Linked DNA regions of Homo sapiens: regions 1 and 3 are each linked to region 2. Evidence: chromatin contacts called from ENCODE Hi-C or POLR2A ChIA-PET data. All regions are on one chromosome and are shown on one strand. The core of a region is the stretch at or near the end of the contact, and the rest is flanking DNA. Distances in the headings are between cores, read along the strand shown.

The links. A loop is a pair of places that touch in the nucleus more often than their neighbours do. ChIA-PET counts read pairs that join two places held with the same protein, here RNA polymerase II (POLR2A). Pooled maps may share reads with other maps.
Region 1: a loop to region 2 is called in a map of heart left ventricle, with 3 times the contacts of the local background. The contact joins two enhancer-like sites. A Hi-C loop is called at or near these places in 19 of 168 maps with a recorded cell type or tissue (HepG2, PC-3, Panc1 and 10 more), 1 of 37 single-sample maps with no recorded cell type and 16 of 50 pooled maps. POLR2A ChIA-PET finds 5 or more read pairs at or near these places in 10 of 52 experiments (A549, AG04450, HepG2 and 4 more).
Region 3: a loop to region 2 is called in a map of gastrocnemius medialis, with 2.6 times the contacts of the local background. The contact joins two enhancer-like sites. A Hi-C loop is called at or near these places in 3 of 168 maps with a recorded cell type or tissue (HepG2, endothelial cell of hepatic sinusoid and gastrocnemius medialis) and 3 of 50 pooled maps. POLR2A ChIA-PET finds 5 or more read pairs at or near these places in 2 of 52 experiments (HEK293 and activated T-cell).

Annotation. Positions count from the first base shown.
Region 1 is chr4:123,411,227-123,415,246 of GRCh38, forward strand. No RefSeq gene overlaps it. Among named protein-coding and RNA genes, the nearest start is that of SPRY1, 16 kb to the left of the region's middle. Within about 2 kb of position 1,610, at least 2 of the 41 ENCODE cell types and tissues checked have a DNase peak (open chromatin) inside an H3K27ac peak, as active enhancers do.
Region 2 is chr4:123,503,104-123,507,071 of GRCh38, forward strand. No RefSeq gene overlaps it. Among named protein-coding and RNA genes, the nearest start is that of TRC-GCA2-1, 3.8 kb to the right of the region's middle. RefSeq lists an enhancer at 2,438-3,285. Within about 2 kb of position 2,263, at least 29 of the 41 ENCODE cell types and tissues checked have a DNase peak (open chromatin) inside an H3K27ac peak, as active enhancers do.
Region 3 is chr4:123,586,791-123,590,896 of GRCh38, forward strand. No RefSeq gene overlaps it. Among named protein-coding and RNA genes, the nearest start is that of LINC01091, 61 kb to the right of the region's middle. RefSeq lists an enhancer at 2,042-2,091. Within about 2 kb of position 1,806, at least 18 of the 41 ENCODE cell types and tissues checked have a DNase peak (open chromatin) inside an H3K27ac peak, as active enhancers do.

The DNA of each region.
Region 1 (4,020 bases), core at 360-2,859, 93 kb before region 2:
CACAATGAGCTGCAGGGAATGTCAAGATACATGTGAAAATAAATGTCTACATAAAATGTGAAAAACAGCCAGGTGCAGTGGCTCACGCCTGTAATCCCAGCACTTTGGGAGGCTGAGGTGGGTGGATCACGAGGTCAGGAGTTCAAGACCAGCCTGGCCAACATGGTGAAACCCCCGTCTCTACTAAAAATACAAAAATTAGCTGAGCATGATGGTGGGTGCCTGTAATCCCAGCTACTTGGGAGGCTGAGGCAGAGAATTGCTTGAACCTGGGAGGCAGAGGTTGCAGTGAGCCGAGATCGTGCTACTGCACTCCACCGTGGGCGACAGAGTGAGACTCTGTCTTCCAAAAAAAAAAAAAAAAATAGTGAAAAACGTTCATTGGCCAAAACATCTACAAAAAATTAGCCAGGCCTGGGGGCTTGTGCCTATAGTCCCTGCTACTCAGGAGGCTGAGGTGGGAGGATCCCTTTGAGCCCAGGAGGTTGAGGCTGTGGTGAGCCATGTTCCCACAACTGCACTCCAGCCCAAGTGACAGAGCAAGACCCTGTCTCAGAAAGAAAAAAAAAATGCTAGAATGATAGGTGGAGAAAAAAATATCTAGAAGCTGTTTATGTTTGGGAGGAATATTTTTAGGTGCTCTAACTTATTTCTAAACTAATGGATTACAAGAGCTGATAAAAATGTAGGATTTCTTAATAAGGATAATTTTAATAAGAAATGAACTAGTGGAGTAGAATTTATTGTAACGGATGTGCTCCATTTATAGCACAAACGATCTGTTAACAAAATCTGTTACTGAATAAAGAAAATATCTACATGAAATAGATTGACCTGTCAATTCAGTCAAAATAATACACACAGCCAAAAGACCTTCTGCTTTCCACATTCCCTTCTTTCAGCTTTTGTGCACTTCAGAGGCACTTGAGGAAGCAAAGAGATTCAGTCCAAGATCTTAGTCTTGCCTGCTTCACAGAGTTTGCACGTTGCAGATTTGCAGTGGAAGCTGTGAGTAAATTTGATTCCCTCACAGAAGTACATTTTATTCTTCTGGGCCACCCAGAATCTGTCTATTACTCTAAATGTAGAGAGGCCTATCTTTATAAAGAAAACTGTTGGTGTCAGAGTTATTTACAGAGCATGTGAAACTTTAACTTGTCACTTTGTGGTTTGTAAACCTGTTCTTTGAATTGCCTATAATTTCCCCTTTGTGTCTGCCTTTTTAGGTTTTACCCTTTAGTACCAGAAACAATTCAATTAGGGAAGACAAAAAAGGATGAAACCAACATTTATCGGTTTTAACATTTTGCTATCTAGTACCTGGAATCGTGATTATACAACAGAGGAAGAGCTCAGTAAATATTTGTTGTTGATCAACTTTGTAGATTTATTAAAAGCTTCAGAATAAGGAAAAATGCTGAGATTAATGTTTGCAGGGTCTTTTGATACCATTTCTAATGTCTACAATATTGGCAATTTTTGAGAGAAAATAAGAACTTGGCTTTGTCAACTATGCATTCATCAATTTAACAACTGTATCTTTGAATAGTAATTCGTAACTTTTTAGCAATGTGAATGATGCTATCACTGGCGGTAAATGGGGCCATGGAAACACTCTGGGAGGAGGCAGCCAAATCTGTCTTTGTAAATCAGAGAAGCCTTCATAAAAAAAGCCTTGAAAGATGAGTAGTAATGAGTCAAGTAGACAAGGGAGAGAAAAGCATTTTGGAAAAGTCCAAAGGCATGTTAAGTGGGAATGATCATGGCATGATGAGAACATTGCAAGTAATTTAGTATGTTTGGAGTGTAAGATGCCTGTGGGGAAAAGAGGAGCCAGTCATGGAAAGTGGAAATGTCATGTTTAAAAGTTTAGGCTCTATCCTGTGGGTGATAGTCATTGACAGATGATAATAAGGAGAATGGCATGAACAGATTAGAGTTTCAGAAGGATACTTAGGCAACACTGCATGCTGCTGATGGACTGGGGGGCAAGAGGGAGACCAGCTGGATAAATAATATAGGAGCCAAGGTGATTAATGTGACAGGGACAGTAGAGGCTGAAAGGAGGTTGTGAGCTTGATCTGATTGGTTGTAGAAGGTGGGGGAGGAGAAGTCTTGGCCATTTGGTACCGGGTTAACTCATCTCTGGTAATGGAAGGCAGAGACATTTGTGTAAATGAAATATAGAAGGAGATCAAAATTTTCCCCACTCAACATTCTACTAATTGTGCAGATTTAAGAGTCTCTCCCCGCCCCCAACCCCCCAACCCCCATCTCTCCTGGAATGGTTAATGAGTAATGAAGTGGACAGAAGGCAGGAAGCAAGAAGACAGGAAAGAAGCAAAGGCTTTGTAAATCAAACAGAAACTAAATTTTTCATTCTTTCACCTCAGCCTCCCAGAGTTCACTGTATACAGCTTCACTGTATACACTTTTCAGTGACTTATGTATCTGAACTTTGTTGTCAGAAACACCCAAGTTCCAGAACTTTAAAATTCACCAAGCTTGGTGGGGCACAGTGGCTCACACCTGTAATCCCAGCACTTTGGGAGGCCGAGGTGGGCAGATCATTTGAGGTCAGGAGTTCAGGACCAGCCTGGCCAACATGGTGAAACCCTGTCTCTACCAAAAATACAAAAATTAGCTGGGCATGGATCCCAGCTACTCAGGAGGTTGAGGTGGGAGGATCGCTTGAACCCAGGAGGTGGAGGTTGCAGTAAGCTGAGATGGCACCACTGCACTCCAGTCTGTGAGACAGAGTGAGACTCTATCTCAAAAAAATAAAATTCACCAATTCAGCCTTTTTCTCTTTAACTGCTAAAACATTTCTTCCACTACTCCCCTACTCCACCCTCCTAATCCAGTCATTACATTTTGAATCATTGAAGTATCCTGAAAAACAATGTTTGCAGGCCGGGCGCGGCAGCTCACGCCTGTAATCCCAGCACTTTGGGAGGCCGAGGTGGGCGGATCACGAGGTCAGGAAATCGAGACCATCCTGGCTAACACAGTGAAACCCCCTCCCAACTAAAAATTAAAAAATTAGCCAGGCGTGGTGGCGGGCGCCTGTAGTCCCAGCTGAGGCAGGCGAATGGCATGAACCCAGGAGGCGGAGCTTGGAGTGAGCCGAGATCTCGCCACTGCACTCCAGCCTGGGCGACAGAGCGAGATTCTGCCTCAAAAAAAAAAAAAAGAAAAGAAAAAAAATGTTTGCAACATAAAGAGTCTTGGTTTTCCTTATTCCCTGTATTTTTCTCTGCCTGCTGGTGGTGGTGATGATGATAGAGAAAGGAAGGAAGGTGATTGGGCAATATGTAATCCCTGTAATCCCAGCGCTTTGGGAGGCCGAGGCGGGCGGATCACCTGAGGTCAGGAGTTCGAGACCAGCCTGGCTAACACGGTGAAACCCCGTCTCTACTAAAAATATAAAAAATTAGCTGGGTGTAGTGGCGGGCGCCTGTAGTCCCAGCTACTCGGGAGGCTGAAGCAGGAGAATGACGTTAAGCCGGGAGGCGGAGCTTGCAGTGAGCCGAGATCATGCCACTGCACTCCAGCCTGGGCCACAGAGCGAGACTCCGTCTCAAAACAACAACAACAACAACAAAGCCAGGCGTGGTGGCTCACACCTGTAATCCCAGCTACTTGGGAGGCTGAGGCAGGAGAATCGCTTGAACCTGTGAGGTGGAGGTTGCAGTGAGTCGAGATCACGCCATTGCACTCCAGCTTGCGCAGCAAGAACAAAACTCCGTCTCAAAATAATAATAATAAAATAAAGTAAATTGAACCCGAGAAAGGTGAAATGACATGCTCAAGGATAAGCATCTAGTAGGAAATAGAACCAACTGAATGAGAAAAAGACATGAACAATACTTTTAAAGGCCTGTACTGTTTTCATTATGTGGACCTTGTTTGTACTTGAAGTTTGGGAGTTTAATTTACAATTCCTGAAGAGAATATAGCATAAAGATAGGCAGATCCAATAAAACCTGAATTCTTACAGAAGCAACACAGAAGAAGGGC
Region 2 (3,968 bases), core at 1,013-3,512:
GGTTCAAGCGATTCTTCTGCTTCAGCCTCCTGAGTAGCTGGGATTACAGGTGTGTGCCACCAGGCCTGGCTAATTTTTGTATTTTTAGTAGAGACGGGGGTTTCACCATATTGGTCAGGCTGGTCGAACTCCTGACCTCAGGTGATCCACCCGCCTCAGCCTCCCAAAGTGCTGAGATTACAGGTGTGAGCCACCACACCCGGCCTTAAAATGGCTTATTTAAAAGAAGGAATTTATTGGCTTACATCACTGAAAAGGTGATTGATTTAGATATGGCTGTATCTGGGTGCTCATATGATATGGTTAATCTCTCACTCTCCTTCTCTTTCTTTCCTATGGATGACTGTTCCTCACTGATGACAGGATGGTAGAGTGCAGCCCCAAGTCTGTATGCTACCACTTATTCCAGCAGTCCCTAATCTTTTTGGCACCAGTGACTGGTTTTGTGGAAGACAATTTTTCCATGGACCTGGGAGTGGGGGATGGTTTCTGGATGATTCAAGTGCATTACATTTATTGTGGACTTTATTTCTATTATTACATTATAATATATAATGAAATAACAATACAATTCACCATAATGTAGAATCAGTGGGACCCCTGAGCTTGTTTTCCTGCAACCAGATGGGACCATCTGGGAGTGATGGGAGACAGTGACAGATCATCAGGCTTTAGATTCTCAGGAGCTGGCAACCTAGATCCCTTGCATGTGCAGTTCACAATAGGGTTTATTCTCCTATGAGAATCTAATGCCACAGCTGATCTGACAGGAGGCGGAGCTCAGGTGGTAATGTGAGCAATGGGGAGCAGTGTCCTGCTGTGTGGCCCAGTTCCTAGCAGGCCACGGACCAGTACCAGTATGTGGCCTGGGGGTTGGGAACCCCTGAGTTATTCAGTTCCACTAGAAAGCAAGAATGGCTTTATTCTAATAATTTCAGCAAAAGTTCCCGGCTATCATGAGATCAACTTGGTTCATATGCCTGTTCCTGAAACTTACCACTATAGACTGAATAGGCTGATGGCAGTCACATGTTTACTGCTGGAAATAGGAAGGACTGCATGTGATGTGAAGTGTACAAAGCCCCAGCTGACAAGGCAGTGCAACCCTGGCTATTTTCTGGGCAAGGCTGGTGCTCTGGTGCTGGACTTCATTTGCCTGAAGGAAGCAGTGCATTTTTCTAACTTGTGTGAAGACATTGTATGGACTAGCTGTGGCCCTGGAGCCATGTATGTGGATGGGGTCGGCCTCACTGAACCACTGAGACTGTGAGTGGGAGAGGGATAGTCCTCTGAATGAAAATTAGGTTCACCTTCTATAAGGGAGAATGGATGCGCAAGCAGAACTATTGGATATACATTACAGAAAGTAATGCCATTACTGTAATTCTGAATCTTGCCTTGTAGAGCAACTCGACTCTTTAAGTCTACTCAACTCAGCTCAACGCAATCCAACAATTATTTTTTATAGGCCAAAGTGTGTGTGTGTGTGTGTTTGCACACACACCTGTGTGCTGGGTAGGGAGGTGTTACCAAAAGAAAAGACCTACCTTCAAAAAGCATAAAGTATTCTGATTTTAAGCCACGCCAACTATGAAAGTTTTTCTTAAATTCGACTCTGTTATACCAAATAAATTAAAAATTATGCAAAATTAAAGATGGTAGCATGTTTCTTTAGTTGCTTTTTAGCAAAATAATCTGTGTATTTCAGTGAATTACACAACTATTAGATGTTCAAATACGATTATATTCTGGTTAACTTACAAAATTAGGAGTTGAAAAATTATTTACTTCATTATATTTGTTATAGATATATCAGTCCTTATTTCCTAACAGTCTGAAATAGCAGCCAAATATAGCTCCTGTAGAAGGTCATCTTAGGTTTTCAGGTGACTTTTAATTACCACGTAGCTTTAAACTACTACTAGTAACTCATCGTTTAAAAAAATTAAATTAGCCTTTTATTTCTGTAAAGAAAACTCACCTTTACTCTCCCTTTACTGTCCTGTAGGAATTTTAACAGGACATGCATTAACTTTAGACCTTAGGGAAAGCACAAAATAAACAGCAAACTGATAATATTATCTCGCCAAAGTAAAACAAGGGATGGAGGCGTGGGGAGAGACGGCGGGCGGTAACTAAGTGCCAAACGGGATTTGTTTTTACTTAAACGTTTACAGAGCATCCGCGAGAACTTCCTTCTAAGCTAAATATGTCATCTAGCACCTGAAAAAATTTAAGTCTGGTTCTTTCTGGATAAAAGAAAGCGCACAGGATTTAAGTGAGTAAATACTTAAGTGAGTAAATTCTTAGAAAAAACAAAACCTAACCGCCACAATTGGACTTTGGAACTTTTTTCCCCCCTTAGCAGCAGGCTGAAATTTTCAGTTCCTCGGTCACTGATCAGGGAATTCTGCGCTTCAGGCTGTGTACACCCGCAAGTCTGGAAGGGTGATGATGATGATGTGATGATGAGTTAGGGCAATTATAACTACGGCAAAAAAAAAAAAAAAAAAAAAAGAGTTCGCAGGGACGCAGCGCTGCCGCCGCCGCCGCCGAGGCCGCGACCACGGCCCGAGCCGGCCACCGCGCGTCAAAGGAGCCATTCAAGGCCCGGCGAGGCCCGGGGGTTGAGAAGTTAAGGAGCGGGAGGTGGTGCGCCGGGGCCGCGGCCGCGCCATTTGCATTTCAATGCGACCCGCTTGTTGACTCAGTGCCCGGCGCTTCCGCAGCTCCCACCAGAATCTGCCTTTGTTGGTTTTAGCTCCGGTCAAGTCCACTTCTTGCATCGGGGGAGCCGCGCGCATTGAGTTTGTGTAGTCAGGCAGAACGCTCGACAGGAAGGAAGGAGGAAGGGGCGCTCTGCGCGGCCATTGTCTGGGCAACCGGGCTTAAGCAGCCGAGTGACTATTTAATCTATAAGGTGCACTTGAATCCCTCGCAAATCCTCTCAGTGTGGAGCGGAGGCACCCAGACAGGGACAGATGGTGCAGAACCCCTTTGTTTAAGAATATGGAAATACGCTTTTTCCTTTACTTAAGGTGGTCCGCTCTTTTAACTGTTGCTATTCCCCCTTGCTGCATTGTCAAGGAGAGGGCATGAGAGACTCATGGGTCTGGTCAGCCCTGCCGAAGCGCCTCCGTATTAAGAAAAAGTAATTGCTGGAAGGGAGTCGCCTCTTTTGGTGAGCCATGAGTACAGTGGAGACCCCACGTACCCTTTTGGTGCCCTTTGCACTTAGGCAGAGAGTAGCCGAAAGAAGTGTGTTCAGAATTCTTGCAAGATTGTTTTTCATGGGCTCCCTCTCTTTCCTTTTTTCACATTAAACATCAAGTTCGGAGGTCTCGGGTTGCTTCCCGTGCAACTACGGGAAAAGGGAGACGTCTTGTCCTCAGGGGGCCCTGCTGCTTCGCATTGACCTCTTGGGCTTGTAAGCAGAGAGGTTGATGGGCAGGATGGCCACTGCAGCTGGGCCGCACCTGTGCTTCTGTGTCCACAGCTGTAATTTAGAGTGTGTTCAACATCAGGCTGGGGAAAGGTACACATAGGTTTGGGGTATTGTAGAAAAGTGGAAGACTGCCCATAGAGCCCTGGAGCATGGTGACATTTCACAAGATAGCTTTTCTGATCTTCCTAACGACATGGAGGACTCCACTTGCAGCGGGACTGGGGATACACTAGGACCATCAGATCCCACCCCCAGTCAGTCTGAAATGAATTCAACCAACCGTCCACACATATAAGTCTCAGTTTTTGTTTAAAACATGCAGTCAGGCGAGGCGCAGTGGCTCACGCCTGTAATCCCAGCACTTTCGGAGGCCCAGGCGGGCGGATCACTTGAGGTCAGGAGTTTGAGACCAGCCTCGCCAAGACGGTGAAACCCTGTCTCTACTAAAAAATACAAAAATTAGCCGGGCTTGGATCCCAGTTACTCAGGAGGCTGAGATGGGAGAATCGTTTGAACCCAGAAG
Region 3 (4,106 bases), core at 556-3,055, 83 kb after region 2:
GCATTATATTAAGTGACAGGAGCCATACTCTAAAGACTGCAGACTGAATGCTTTCATATATATATAACATGCAGGACCATAGGAACAGAAAACAGGGATGCCAGGGACTGGGGCTGAGGGGAAGGGGTTAGCTGCAATAGGATGGGATATGTTTTGGGGTAATGGAACTTGTCTATATCTTGATTGTGGTGGTGGTGGTTACATGACTGCATGTATTTATCAAATTTCACGGAACTGTACATGAAAAAGGGAGAATTTGACATATGTAAATCATACTTTAGTACAAAAGACATTACTAATTAAGTTTATTTTAGGCCTGAACTAACTGGTAAGCCCTGAGAATACAGAGATCAATAAGAAGGTCAATCTAGCTGAAGAAGTAAATGTGAAGGGACATAGGCAAATATAATACAAGTCAGCCCATGGTATTTTATAATAGAGATGTAATACAGTACTAGGGTAGCCTAAAGAAGGTTGCAGTAAGTGGAGCACAGTGGCTTGCACCTGTAATCCCAGCACTTTGGGAGGCCAAGGCAGGCAGATTGCTTGAGCCCAGGAGTTCAAGACCAGCCAGGACAACATGGTAAAACTCCATCTTTACTAAAACTACAAAAATTAGCTGGGCATGGTGGCACACACCTGTAATCCCAGCTACCCAGGAGGCCAAGGTGGAAGGATCACTTGAGCCCAGGAGGTCAAGGCTGCAGTGAGCTATGATCGTGCCACTGCATTCCAGCCTGGGTGACAAAGCAAGAGCCTGTCTCAAAAACAAAAAATATTGCTTTAAACTCTAATATTGTCTGTATGTGTGTGCTCATGTTCTGGGGGCAGGTGGGTGGGGGGCAGGTGTGTAACAGAGCCTCACAAGGAAGTGACATTCAATGAATGGAAAATAATTCCTCTGTAAGTTAGGTTGAGTGAGGAACAGAGAACAGGCACATCCAAATCACAGTCACTAATGTGAATAGAGTAAATGAGTTCTCAAAAAAAGAAAAAGAAAAAAGAAAGAAAAAGGCGAGCATGAGTTTTTATTTTTATTTATTTATTTACTTTTTATTATTTTTTTTTGAGACCGAGTCTCACTCTGTTGCCCAGGCTGGAGTGCAATGGCGTGATCTCAGCTCACTGCAACTTCCGTCTCTGGGGTTCAAGCAATTCTCTTGCCTCAGACTCCCAAGTAACTGGGATTACAAGCACATGTTGCCACGTCCAGCTAATTTTTTTGTATTTTAATAGAGATGGGGGTTTCACAGTGTTGCTCAGGCTGATCTCAAACTCCTGAGCTCAGGCAATCCACCCGCCTGGGCCTCTCAAAGTGCTAGGATTACAGGCGTGAGTCACCGTGCCCAGCCTGTGAGTTTTTAATAAACCAGTTAAAATTTGTTTATCCAAAGGAGAAGAAATACAAACAATACTGGACACATGCAAGATGTGTTTTTTCTTAGCGGCAGCTGCTAACCATCCTGGCTTCCTGGCAGGGAGCAGGTTATCATCTATCCTGTGACTACGAGGGCACACCCTGCGTTAGCCCTGAGGCAAAGAGATAATAATAGCATGCTAGACTGGCAGCCTACACTCTGGAAGGGTTTATGAGGAGGAAGTCCGCAATTACATATTTCTGGGCAAACATTAACCAAGATTGAAACCCAGATTTGAAGAAAAATAGCAGGCTGGAATCTTCAGACAGATTCTGTAGCTGTTCTGTGGATTGAAACAGTAGTCAGACACGCTGCTAACTCCAAAAGGTAAGGTAAAAGATTGAGATGGCAGTATATAAAACTTGGTAAGAAAACTTTTCCACACCTGCCCACAGAATGTGTTCTGTAACACACAGAGCATTGTCCACATATGAATGATGAGAAATTATTTACATTCATGACAACAGAACCGAAGCCACAACATAGGGTCTATTGTTCACCTCATAGGGGTGACCGAATCTATTTATCCATGTGGTTTGGGAGCTCACCACTGTGCATTGAAGGGCCTCCTGTTGGCAACATCACCAAGAGCATTTCAGTCACTGTTACTACAATCTGAACAATTTGGGTTCCACGCTGTGGTTTTGTAATTTCTATTTTTAAAACTTGAACCATGGTGTGTCCAGTCTTGGTTGGGCATACTTAAAATGAAACTGTTAAGCTAAAATTAGCTTGACATCAAGACGTTGCATGTTCATTTTCCTTATATTTATAGCTGACCACAGTCATTATACAGAAGCCATCTAGTCTTTACTGTGCACTCTAGGGAACAGGAGGGGCAGTGGGAGTAACCAAAAAAAGAACTACAAGTTTTTCCAAAGGCGGTTGGTCGTAACTACTGCCTGAGCAGAGCGGTGCCTGCGTCTTAGTGAGGTCAGCCCAAGTGGGACTGACCTCACTAAGATGAGGACTTTCCTTTGAACAGCTGTTTACTCTTCAGTTCTTCTGCAGTTAATCAACAGTGATGGGACCTTTTCTAAAAGTTTTGCTTAGGGCCTCAGAATTTAACTTAAATCACCACGAAGGAAGTATATACAACAAAGCTTCCTCTTAGTATTTCTTCACCAAGTAATTATCTACTGACATATCCAACAGGTGAAGATAAATGGACTCATCATGGTGTAAAAAAGAATTTTTGACTAAGAGTCAGAAGATCTTAGTTTTAGTTCAGTTTTTCTTCCGTTGGGTGTGTGGTTTGGGCCTCAATTTCATCCAATAAAATTCAAAGGGTTGAACTAAGATCCTTCCAGTTCAAAATTCTGATATTTCTCAACTTCTCGGAAGGAAGAAAGATAAATTGCATAATTCTAATCATATGTCAAATGAAACAGCAACTACAGAGGAAAGAAGACCCATATAATCAATATTTTAATTTTTTTTAAAATTCCAGAATATCATGTGGAAAATCGTCATGCTCTAGGGATAATATTTCTTGTGAGATACTATACATTATCCTTGACCTTGTCTAGCATTTTACTTTGAAATGATAAACAATATATTTTTGGCTGTTTCATGTTATTTCAGTTTCACTATCATTCATTTGACTGGGATATGTTAGTTAAGGCAGAGGTGCAAACCTTTTTGATAATAAGCTGTGCTATATATCATATTTCTTCTTTGAGTTTACTGGCTCAACTTTCCAAGTAACAGCCTTCAGGTATGTCACTGAGGGATGCTTTATGGGTTATGTCAAATACCCCAACTAAAATGACAACGAGAGATTGCTTACAATCCCTGCTGTTGACTTCTGAATGCATTGTTAGAGTCTTTACCACATCTTTCTCTGATTATTCATTTTTTTGTGTTTACTAAAGAAGAAGAATCAATGGTAGTAGATGCCCCAGTTATCTTGTGAATAATTGCAGACACGGAGAAATGGCAAATAAGAAAGAAATCAGGGCCTCAGTCACAGGGGAGGGTTGATAATGAGATTGGTGGATTTATAAGACGACAGCAGATTCTGAAGAATATTTGTTACACGTGAAAACTTTGTGACAATTACCACTTAATGACTCCTTAGGGATCTTCTAAATGAGGAGCTGTCAAACTTTTCCTGTAATGGAACAGATAGTAAATATGTTATGTTTTGTGAGTCATGTGGTTTTATCCCAACTACCCAACTCTGCATTTTTTTTTTTGTTTTTTTTTTTTGTTTTTTTTTTTTTGTTTTTTGAGACGGAGTCTCACACTGTCGCCCAGGCTGAAGTGCAGTGGCGTGATCTCGGCTCACTGCAACCTCTGTCTCCTGCGCTCAATTGATTCTCCTGCCTCAGCCTCCCAAGTAGCTGGGATTACAGGCGCCTGCCACCACACCCAGCTAATTCTTAGTATTTTTAGTAGAGATGGGGTTTCACTATGTTGGCCAGGCAGGTCTCAAACTCCTGACCTCATGATTCGCCCACCTCAGCCTCCCAAAGTGTTGGGATTACAGGTGTGAGCCACTGCGCCTGGCCTCAACTCTGCTTTTATAGCATGAAAGCACTCATAAGCGACATGCAAATGAATGGATATGCTGTGTTCAATGAAACTTTATTTACTAGAACAGGCAGTGGGTCAGATTTGGCCTGTTGGGCCTTAGTTTGTTGAACCCTGGTCTATTTTGATCATCCACATCATCTTCATCATTAT